2 separate regions of the Homo sapiens genome follow, and region 2 is linked to region 1. A link is a contact called in ENCODE POLR2A ChIA-PET data. All regions are on one chromosome and are shown on one strand. The core of a region is the stretch at or near the end of the contact, and the rest is flanking DNA. Distances in the headings are between cores, read along the strand shown. Region 1 has its middle 25 kb from the start of CSNK2A1. Region 2 has its middle 9.1 kb from the start of TRIB3.

Region 1 (5,623 bases), core at 1,168-3,667:
TGAGGCGGGCGGATCACCTGACGTGGTGAGTTTGAGACCAGCCTGAACAACATGGAGAAACCCGTCTCTACTGAAAATACAAGATTAGCCGGGCATGGTGGTTTATGCCTGTAATCCCAGCTACTTGGGAGGCTGAGGCAAGAGAATCACTTGAACCTGGGAGGTGGAGGAGGTTGCGGTGAGCCGAGATCACGCCATTGCACTCCAGTCTGGGCAACAAGAGTGAAACAATGTCTCAAAAAAAATAAAAATAAAAATAAAAATAAAAATAAAAAAAAGAAGGACATGTCCTCACTTCTGGGCTTTTGTTTTGTGGAAGGGGTGGGATACATTTGAGGCCAGAAAACAGAAAGCACTGGGAAGGCTGAACAGTGGCCCCTGCACCCTCTCTCAGGATGGTGCACAGAGGAGAATGGGGACTCTGGAGCCAGGCTGTTGAGTTCAATTCCCTTCTCCCACCTTTCTTCCATGTTGTGAAGTTGGGATAATAAGAGCACCAATCTCATCAGTGTTGGGGGAAAGTGAATTTCCCATCAGTAGAGCTCAGCACTGCCCGTAGTATTTGCTCAATCAACAGCAGCCTGCATTCTCTTTGCTGCCCTCTCCACTCCAGGAAATAAGTTAAGCAGGTACCTAAATGCAATCTCAGTGTTGGGCCTCGTAAAACATCTGGGACAAGACATCCTCCATTACCAGAAAAAATGCAGTCATAAAAATCTCAAGGTTGACAGGATAGTGCCCATTTTTATTTATTTATTATTATTATTATTATTTTGAGAGAAAGCCTCACTCTGTGGCCCAGGCTGGAATGCAGTGGCACGATCTTGGCTCACTGCAACCTCCACCTCCCAGGTTCAAGCGATTCTCCTGGCTCAGCCTCCCGAGTAGCTGGGATTACAGGCACCTGCCACCACGCCTGGCTAATTTTTGTATTTTTAGGAGAGACAGGGTTTCACTATGTTGGCCAGGCTGGTCTCGAGCTCCTGACCTCTAGTGATCTGCCCGCCTCGGCCACCCAAAGTGCTGGGATTATAGATGTGAGCCACCGCACCCGGCCCTGATACCCATTTTTAAAAATCACATACAATCAAAATTCAGGATATAATTTACATAAAAACAAAAGCACTCATTTTGTCCATCCCTTGCTTTGGGTTTATCTACCGGTCTTGTTGACTCCATTGCTAATATACATCCAGGTCCCATCCCATCTTCCCAACCTTTCCCAGTCTTTCATCCTTCAGCTGCACCTCTATGGCAAGGAGCCACCTCATGAACATCAGTTTCAGACTTGACAGCTGATGGCCGGGGGTGCACATGGGCTTGTGGAGACACGGTCAGGGAGCCCTGGGTCTACACCTGAGTCTGCCTGGGCCGCTGTCCGTTGTGTAATCTTCATCAGGCCACATCCTCTCTCTGAGTCTCAGTTTTCTTTTCCTTAAATTGGAGATGAAAAAGTCTGTCTCACTTGGCAGTCAAGAAGGTCCAACAGGATAACTTCATCCATGGTGAGAGAGTGGAGGAGAGGCCCCCAGGAGGAGGCAGGGATCTCATTCTGCGGGTACTGTACTTGGTTCTGGGAGTGGGATGGCAGACAAGCGTGTCACTGTCTTTGTTCTCAGAGCTTTGGTTGTGGAACGGGAATGGGAAGGTAAGGGAGGGTACCCCTGGCAGGGGCACAGCATAAACCAGGGTGTGGAGATGGGATGGCGAGGCAGGACTGCCCCAGAACTCTGTCCCCAGGGGCTGGCAGTGCTGAGAGGGACAGAGGGAGAAGCGATTGTTTATTCTCAGCCTCAGGAGGACGCAGGAGAATCTCAGGCATCAAATTTAGTGCAGCACACCTGCCTAGGCAAAACTGGACAGCTCCACCTCAACTTTGTAGAGGGGCAGAGAAAGCTGTGGGGAACCACCTTCCTGCTCTTGTCATGAAGTCCTCCTCAACTGGAAGCCCAAGCTTCAGGCCAGGAACTTCCCCAGCAGAGGCAGCCTTCCCCAGGGGGCCAAGACCTTGGCAGAATGTCTGGGGTGCTCATGGCAGCGCCTCTCACCTGGCCCCTGCCAAATCAGTTTCTGCTTGGCCTCTGCAGGATCTGACCTCGTTGAGTCCCCAGGGCCCAGTTCTCTGCCTCTGAGGCTAAAAGTGAGATCGTTTCCTGGTTGAGGAGTGACTAAAAGACTTCTGTGTGTAGAGACTGGGTTTTGCTGTGTTGGCCAGGCTGGTCTCGAACTCCTGACCCCAAGTGATTCACCTTAAGGTGAATGTGTGGCTGTGTACGCGCACGTGCAGAGCAGAACCATCACTCTGCTTGGGCTAGGCAGCTGGACTAATCGTCCATTTCCCCCCGCCCGGAGGCCTCTTCCAGGCCCCCAGCTGCCCTGATGGGCCAGGTCAGCCCCCCCCACAGGAGCCCCCAGCCGCTCCCCATTCGGCTTTCCTTGTATTGTGCGCTGCCTGGTTTCTCGAGGAAATGGGGCGGCTGCTGGGTGCGGGGGCGGCCGCCAGCAGCCCCACCCCCTTCCCCCCATTGTCACTCCTGGCTTCTGCCCCTAGCCCCTGCTGCTGACACTAAAAATAGACCTGTTCACAGGGAGACGGCCCCACCCCTGAGCGGGGCCCCAGGCTCAGTGTCAGGTTGGGTTTGCCAAGACAGAGCTGCCCTGGGGACTGAGGTGGCTCAGCTGAAAGACCGGGGTCGAAACACGTTAGGGCTGTGTGACCTTAGGTCCCCTTTTCTCCTCTCTGAGCCTCAATTTCCTCACCTTTAAAATGGGGTAAGGCTACCTACCTGCTAAGGTTGCTCTTGACAATGAACAGAAGCTGGGTGAGTCACAAGCGCACTTCGTTCTCGTCCTGCCCGTGGTTTGGTGCTGCCTGAGCGGCTTGAGAACCTGGAGGACAGATGGCATAACACACGCCTTCATCTTCAATCTGCCTTGAATGATTGCCAAGGACTTCCAAATCCCCCTAAACAGAGGAGCTGGAAGAGCCCACTTGGGAATCCAAAAGTGTCCGCAGCTCTGCTGTGTGAGCCCGGGTAGGTGCCTCCTCTCTGGCATCCATGAGCTCACACGTGAAGTATGCAGCCAGGCTGGGACTCGAACCTGTGTCTGCAGCCTCTGAAGACTGTTTTTTCCGCTTTAAGGGGCTGCCTCCATGCTGATGACTCCAAGGACTTCCTGGCTGGGATAACCCTGCCTTTTCGTCTACAAACACATGATTCATGGTGAAGGAAGATGCTGGGCGGTGGGCATGGAAGCCTGAGCTGGGGGCTGGGTAGTTCCCCTTGAGCCCATGCAGATGGGCAGCTGTCCTCAGATGCCACCCGCAGCCATTGGGTTGGGCCCTGCAAAGGAGATACTGGCATGTGTCTGTCTACCAGGCTCTTTTTTGTTGTTGTTCCTTTGTCCTTTTTTTTAAACCATGGAATATTTCAAATATGGGTCTTTCATATACATTCAAAACCTTGAACTCTTAGAATTACTTTTGTCACAGTTGCAATTTTTTTTTAAATTTTTATTTCATTTGTCTATTTATTTTTTGAGACGGAGTCTCGCTCTGTTACCCAGGTTAGAGTGCAGTGACCTGATCTTGGCTCACTGCAACCTTCGCCTCCCAGGTTCAAGCAATTCTCCTGCCTCAGCCTTCCAAGTAGCTGGGATTACAGGCACGCACCACCATGCCCAGCTAATTTTTGTATTTTTAGTAGAGACAGGGTTTTACCATGTTGGCCAGGCTGGTCTTGAACTCCTAACCTCAGGTGATCGGTCCACCTTGGCCTCCCAAAGCGCTGGGATTACAGGTGTGAGCCAGCGTGCCTGGCCTGCAATTTGATATATGTCTATGTAATTACCTATCTCCCATTAATCCTGGGCCCTAGAACAGGGACTGAGACTTTATTATTAATCCATGTATTCCCCCCCAAAACAAATACAGTACTGTTATTCTCCCACACAGACCCTGAGAGCAAGCAGACTTGTCTCTATTGTTTGTGTTTTGGGATTTGTGGGGACACCTTGTGACCCAGTTTTGTTGTAAATCTTGTCCATGGGGTTTTGGTTTTGCTACCTAATTGCTTTGCCAATTTTTATGTGGGGATTTAGAAAGATTTAAAAGCTGAGTTTTCCACTGCAGACATACCCATATTCCCGAATCTTGACTCTTTCTAAATACATATGTACATGAGAAAAAAAAAATCAGCACTCAAGGTATTCAGTGACAGGTTTCTCTCAGAACCTGGAAATGCTGGAAATGACCACTGTTGCTTAGTCGGGGCTCCTTTCTTTCTTTTTTTTTTTTTTTTGAGGCAGAGTCTTGCTCTGTCGCCTAGGCTGGAGCGCAGTGGCGCAATCTTGGCTCACTGCAACCTCTGCCTCCCGGGTTCAAGGAATTCTGCCCAAGCCTCCTGAGTAGCTGGGATTACAGGTGCATGCCATGACTCCCGGCTAATTTTCGTATTTTTAGTAGAGATGGTGTTTCACCATGTTGGCCAGGCTGGTCTCGAACTCCTGACCTAGTGATCTGCCCACCTCGGCCTCCCAAAGTGCTGGGATTACAGGCGTGAGCCACCGCACCCAGCCTGAGGCTCCTTTCTTATATTTTATGTGTATCAAGCAAACTTAGGTACCTGGTCTAGTTCTTACACAAAGAGTGTACTTCCCCACTTAAAAACGGCTACATTGGGCTGGGTGTGGTGGCTCATGCCTGTAATCCCAGCATTTTGGGAGGCTGAGGCGGGTGGATCATTTGAGGTCAGAAGTTCGAGACCAGCCTGGCCAACATGGTGAAACCCTATCTCTACTAAAAATACAAAAACATTAGCCCGGTGTGGTGGCAGATGCCTGTAATCCCAGCTACTCTGGAGGCTGAGGTGAGAGAGTCTCTCGAACCCAGGAAGCGGAGGTTGCAGTAAGCTGAGATCACAGCACTGCACTCCAGCCTGGGTGACAGAGCAAGACTCTATCTCAAATAAATAAATAAATAAATAAATAAATAAATAAAATAAAATGGCTACATTAAAAGTAGGATTTTTAGCTTTTGTTCCATAGACCTCTTCGGCATATGGTGAAGTGGGGATGGACCCCTTCTCAAAATGTGGTTTTTTTTTAATTAGTCTTTTTTTTTTTTTTTTTCAATAGAGGTGGCGTCTGACTATGATGCCTAGCCTGGTCTCCAACTCCTGGGCTCAAGTGATCCTCCTGCCTTAGCCTTCCAGACAGCAGGGATTACAGGCATGAGCTACTGCACCTGGATTTTTTTTTAATGTTTTATAAATGCATAAAATAAAATGCACGATATTACAAAGGAAACCAATTATACTGAAATGCTATTACTGCAATATAAACAAGGGTTTGTGATGCAGTGATGAGGTGAACTTCTTTATTAGTACATTAAATAACAAGATGGGGAAGCAGGTTGCAGGTCACCATGAACGTAAACAATATGTAATGTTATCTGCAACCACTGTGATATGAAATGAAAGTATCTTTGACTTCTGTTGTAACAGTCACTGCTAACCCTACCATGCTTCTTGATCCACATTCATACTTGAAGGAAATGCTGCATTTCAATTAGAGGTTAGTGAATATAAAGTTATTTTTTCCCACCTAAGTTCATGAAGTTTCT
Region 2 (5,623 bases), core at 1,801-4,300, 200 kb before region 1:
CTCCACAGAACCAAAGCTGAACCTGGGCTTCCCCCAAACACCTCGCTCCATGTCATTTGATGGCAGTTCCATACCTGTCACCGTTCAGGCCAAGAAACCTTGGAAGCACCTTGACACCTCCTTTTCCCTCAAACTCCACATCTAGACCATCAGCAATCCTGTTGGCTCCACCTTTAAAATATACCCAGAATCCAGTCACAGCTCACCTCTAGCATGGCCACTGCCCTGCTCTGAGCCACTGGAGTTTAAGAGAATTATTGCAACACCTGCTCCCTTGTCTTCCTGTCCTTGCCTCATTCAGTCTATTCCAAGTACAGATCCCTAAATGATTTTATTTTAAAAGTAAGTCAAGGCTGGGCATGGTAGCTCATGCCTGTAATCCTAGCGCTTGAGGAGGCCGAGGAAGGAGGATCACTTGGGTGTAGGAGTTTGAGACCCACCTGGGCAATGTGGCAAAACCCTGTCTGTACTTAAAAAAAAGAAAAAAAATGGCTGGGCATGGTGGCTCACCCTGTAATCTTAGCACTTTGGGAGGCTGAGGCGGGTGAATCACCTGAGGTCAGGAGTTCGAGACCAGCCTGGCCAACATGATGAAACCCCATCTCTACTAAAAATACAAAAATTAGCCGGGCAAGGTGATGCACGCCTGTAGTCCCAGCTACTCAGGAGGCTAAGGAAGAAGAATCACTGGAACCCAGGAGGTGGAGGTTGCAGTGAGCCAAGATCGCGCCACTGCACTCCAGCCTGCATGACAGGAGCGAGACTCCATCTCAAAAAAAAAAAAAAAAAAAAAAAGGTAAGTGAGATCACTTCCCTCCTCTCCTTAAACCCTCCCCTGCCTCCCCATGACTCCTCAGCGTCCTTTCAAAGGCCTCCAAAGCTCCAGATTATCTGAACCCCCTTTACCTCTCTGACCTCATCTCCCACCGCCTCCCTGTCACTGGCTGCACTCCAGCCACATTGACCTTCTCCGATGGCACACCAGTCAGCTAGTCAGCTTCCTTTTGGAGCTTTTGCATGAGCTGTTCCTCTTCCTGAAGAATTTGCCCTTCGGATAGTCTCAGGGCATCCACTGAACACTCCACTCAATACAGCCACTGCCTGCCCACCCAACACTCCTCATCTCTGTACTTACTCTTTTTTTCCCTTGCATTCGTCACCCCCTAACATGTGCTACAATGTACTTATTATGGTAATTATTTCTTGCATGTTTCTTTCTTTTTTTTTTTGAGACAGGGTCTCACTCTGTTGCCCAGTCTGGAGTGCAGCAGCATGATCTCAGCTCACTGAAATCTTGGCCTACCTGGCTCAGGCCATCCTCCCTCCTCTGCCTCCTGAGTAGCTGGGACTACAGGCACTCACCACCATGCCTGGCTAGTTGTTGTACTTTTTTGTAGAGATGAGGTTTCACCATGTTGCCTAAGCTAGTCTAAAACTCCTAGGCTCAAGTGATCCTCCCGCCTCAGCCTCCCGAAGTACTGGGATTGCGGGTGTGAGCCGCTGTGCCTGGCTGCACTTTTCCTTCTAATGGAATGTAAGCGCCACTTTTGTCTGTTATTTTCACTGTAGTATCCCTAGCCTTTGGAATGTTGCCTGGCAAGTAGTAGGTACTCAGTAAATATTTGTTGAAGAAACGGATGATTCTATAAATAGCATGGATTGATATGGGAAAGCTATGTAGGTGGATGGATGGATGCTTGTCGGATGGAGGGTAGATGAAAGAACAGCGAGAAATTCGAATGGCTAGATGGTGGGGATGCATTATAAAATAATAATTCATAGATGGAAAAGGAATGAATAGATGGGTGGAGGGATTTAATCTCTTCAACTACTATTTACTGACCACTTGCCGTGTGCCAGGCACTGTATGAGGTGCTAGAGACACTGGTGAGCCACACAGGCAAGGTGCCTGTCCTAAGGGAGCCTGTAGTTCAGTGGGTGAGGCAGACACTAAACAAATAACAAATACATACATAATTCCAATTATAGTTAAGTGTTCTGGTGGAAAAGAACAGGATGCTCTGGGAGAGAATAATATGGATAAGTGATGGAAAAATGGACAATAAATGGGTAGATGGAGATGGATAGGATCGGGGTTATTTGCCTTAAAGGGCCTGGCTTCAGGACTGGAGCTGCTTTACCTTAAAGGGCCTGTCGGACCACATGTACCATCCCACATCCCAGACCAGCTCTGCACTCAGAGACTGTCCCTCTCTCCCTGCCCTGACTCAGCACCTGCCTGGCCTATCCCCAGTGGTCCTGCCTGACTCTACCTCCAGCTCCCACCCTGCTGAGTCACAGTCAGGCTGGTCAGGGGGCTGTCCCATGTTCAGTCCAGCCCCTCAGCCTTCCTCGACCTGGGGGGGTATGGGGAGCAGCCCAGAGGGGAGGGGAGCAGGTGCCAAGCTCTTGATTCCTGTGCCTGAGCACTGCCCTGTTGAGACCAGAGAGAGAATCTATGGCTAGGGTATCTGGGGCTACAGTTGGGGTTTATCTGGGGCCTGGGGTCACACATGATGGATTAGAGCTAAATCTATCTCCAGGGTTATAACTCAATCAGGAGCTAGAATTCAAATTCAGTTTATGGATCATGTGGGGAAAAAGTGACCAAGACACCGTTCAGTTTGGGACCTGGGTCGGCGTTAGCTGTGGCTACGGCCCAGGGCTTAGTGATCACAGGTCAGACCATGTTCAAGGTTTCAGGCCAGAGTGCAGTTGAAGTGCAAAGTCAGGCAATAGGGTTCACCCTAGGACCACAGTCAAGGATCTGGGTCAGTTAGTGTCCAGGGCACTGGCCTTGTCTCCTCTTCTTTGGGAGAGAAGCCAGGTGGATGAGTTGGATCTAAATGTCCTGAGGAGCAACTTCCAGCTCAAGTTCCTTCACCCAGGCGGCCTAAGCCCTCTCAGCACTGGCCCCAAAGCCTTCCTTCATCCCTCAACTTCCTCCATCACTCCCTGACAGCCTGGCCTTGCTCAGTGTCCCTCGCAAGGCTGAACAGTCCTCATTCTGGCACCTCAGGGGACAGGGTAGGGGTGGGGACTATGGGACAGGGCTCAGTGCTGGACCCAGGAGGGCGCCTTGCGCAAGGTTTTCTGATGCAACTGGCTGAGTGCTTCAGCATTCCACCCCCACCCCCCAAGCTTTTCTCAGAAAGGCAAGGCCTGGGCAGTTATCCAGACTGAACATATAATCCCCTTCCTTCTCTGGCCTTTGATGGCTTCAGGACCTGCAGGCAAAAGGAAGGCAGGAAGGCAGGCAGGAAGGAAGGAAGGTCAGGTGACTCAGCAATGCGTCCAGCACTGGGAGCTGGCAGATCTGGGGCTCCCTCATCCTCCAGCTGAGAGGCGAGAAAGAGAATCAGGATCCCTGGAAGTTTGGAGATCCTAACCCCTTATACATACAAAGCAGCAATTATGTGCCTAAGCCCAGGGAGAGACCTGTAGCTGCCCAAGGTCAGAGGCAAGGTCAGAACCAGACCAGCTGTCTTCAGCCCATGGCTATGATCTAGCTATTTCCACTACACAGAAAGAGAGAACCCTTCACCCTTGAGGAGGACACGGGACTTCCCCAGGAACCTCCCGTCAATCCTGTTGAGGCTCCTGAAATGGTGGAATGACGTGGACTTTGGAACCACGCAGACCTGGGTTTAAATCCCAGGCCAGGCACGGTGGCTCATGACTGTAATCCCAACACTTTGGGAGGCTGAGGCAGGCAGATCACTTGTGGTCAGGAGTTTGAGACCAGCCTGGCCAACATGGTAAAACCCCATCTCTACTAAAAATACAAAAACTAGCCAGGCGTGGTGGCACACGCCTGTAATCCCAGCTACTCAGGAGGCAGAAGCGTGAGAATCGCTTGAACCCGGGAGGCGGAGGTTGCAGTGGGCTGAGATCATGCCACCGCACTCCTAGGTGAGAGTGAGACTCCGTCTCAAAAAGCCACACTGGCTAGCTGTGTAACGCTGGGCAGGTTACTTTCACTCTTTGACACTGGATTTGCTCACTTGCAAAGTGGGCGTAAATGCATCCTTAGCTCACAGGGCTGTGGTGAGGCTGACATGAGGAAGCACTGGAAGGCACAGCTTAGGCTCCACATGGGCCACTCTCAGGAAGTGTGTCCCCACCTCCCCCTTTATCCTCAGCTCTCACTGGGTGTGTTTGCTGGGGAAGGAGGTGCAGCAGCCCTGGGGCCTTGGAAATAATAATAGCCACTCACCCTCCAGTGCTTACCATGTGCTGGGAACTCTCCTAAGCGTGAACTTAACCTGTATTAGCCCATTTAACCCTCCATTTAATCCAATAACAGTTCCCAGGCCAGGCATGGTGGTGCATGCCCATAGTCCCAGCTACTCAGGAAGCTGAGGCGGGAGTATCGCTTGAGCCTGGGAGGTTGAGGCTACAGTGAGTCATGATCACCCTACTGCACTGCAGCCTGGGCAACAGAGTGAGATCTTCTCTCAAAAGAAAAGAAAAGAAAAGAGGGAAGGAAGGAAGGAAGGGAGGGAGGGAAATCCCAATGACAATAAGCAGTTCAATAACCCTACAGGAAAACACTGTCATCAATCCCACTTTATAGATAGGGCTGTGGGTCTGAGTAGCTAAGTGACTTTGTCCAAGACAGTGGACAAGAGACCACACGGATTTTGAGCCAGGCCAGCTGGCTCTGAATCCCACTGTCTCCTCCCTCCTTAAACTAGTGATGTCACTGCTCTGAGCCCTGGTTTCCTCATCTGTCTCCAGGGATAAAAATAGCAGCTTCATGGGGAAGTTTGAGGATGACACAAGATGACGTAAGGGAGGTCCCCACACAGGGCTCCACCCACAGGCATGAGAAGAGCCTTTCTCAGGAAGAATCCCAGGCCGCCCCTGGGGCAACCGCCGGGCTGGCCTTCCTGCCTCTCCTTAGGCCCAGCCTAGCGTGATCTGGATGGTGAGAGATTTCTGCAAAGCCCCCAGGGGCCTCCAGAGAAGGGAGGTGCCCGGTCTCCTAGATAAGGGCTCCCAGAGAGGATCACAGCCCTGGAGTTGCCATTCTTGAATCACCCACTGTCTTCCCCAAGTTGATTGGTCTGAATCCATGTACTTATTTTTTATATTAGTTCCATAATGTCTTCCTTCCAACCAGCTCATCTTTTACTTATTTATTTATTTATTTATTTTATTTATTTTTTTATACAGAGTCTTGCTCTGTCACCCAGGCTGAAGTGCAGTGGTATGATCTCGGCTCACGGCAATCTCTGCCTCCTGGGTTCAAGCGACTCTCATGCCTCAGCCTCCCAAGTAGCTGGGACTACAGGTGCATGCCACCACGTCCAGCTAATTTTTGTATTTTTAGCGGAGATAGGTTTTTGCCATGTTGGCCAGGCTGGTCTCAAACTCCTGACCTCAGGTGATCCACTCACCTCTGCCTCCCAAAGTGCTGGGATTACAAGCATGGACCACTGTGCTTGACCACAACCACCTCATTTTAAAAAACTTATCTAAATTTATTTAACATGGAAATTTTAAATCACTGACCTCAAATAGAAAACTACTATGATTTGCCATAAAGAAGAGGTAAGCATACAATTACATACAAAAAAAGCAGAACCAGGTTATTCCATTCCAGCTAAATCCTGTTTCT

The links. ChIA-PET counts read pairs that join two places held with the same protein, here RNA polymerase II (POLR2A).
Region 2: POLR2A ChIA-PET joins it to region 1 with 10 read pairs in activated T-cell. The contact joins two enhancer-like sites. POLR2A ChIA-PET finds 5 or more read pairs at or near these places in 3 of 52 experiments (Caco-2, HEK293 and activated T-cell).

What each region holds. Positions count from the first base shown.
Region 1 is chr20:565,939-571,561 of GRCh38, forward strand. No RefSeq gene overlaps it. Among named protein-coding and RNA genes, the nearest start is that of CSNK2A1, 25 kb to the left of the region's middle. Within about 2 kb of position 2,418, at least 3 of the 41 ENCODE cell types and tissues checked have a DNase peak (open chromatin) inside an H3K27ac peak, as active enhancers do.
Region 2 is chr20:368,886-374,508 of GRCh38, forward strand. No RefSeq gene overlaps it. Among named protein-coding and RNA genes, the nearest start is that of TRIB3, 9.1 kb to the right of the region's middle. Within about 2 kb of position 3,051, at least 23 of the 41 ENCODE cell types and tissues checked have a DNase peak (open chromatin) inside an H3K27ac peak, as active enhancers do.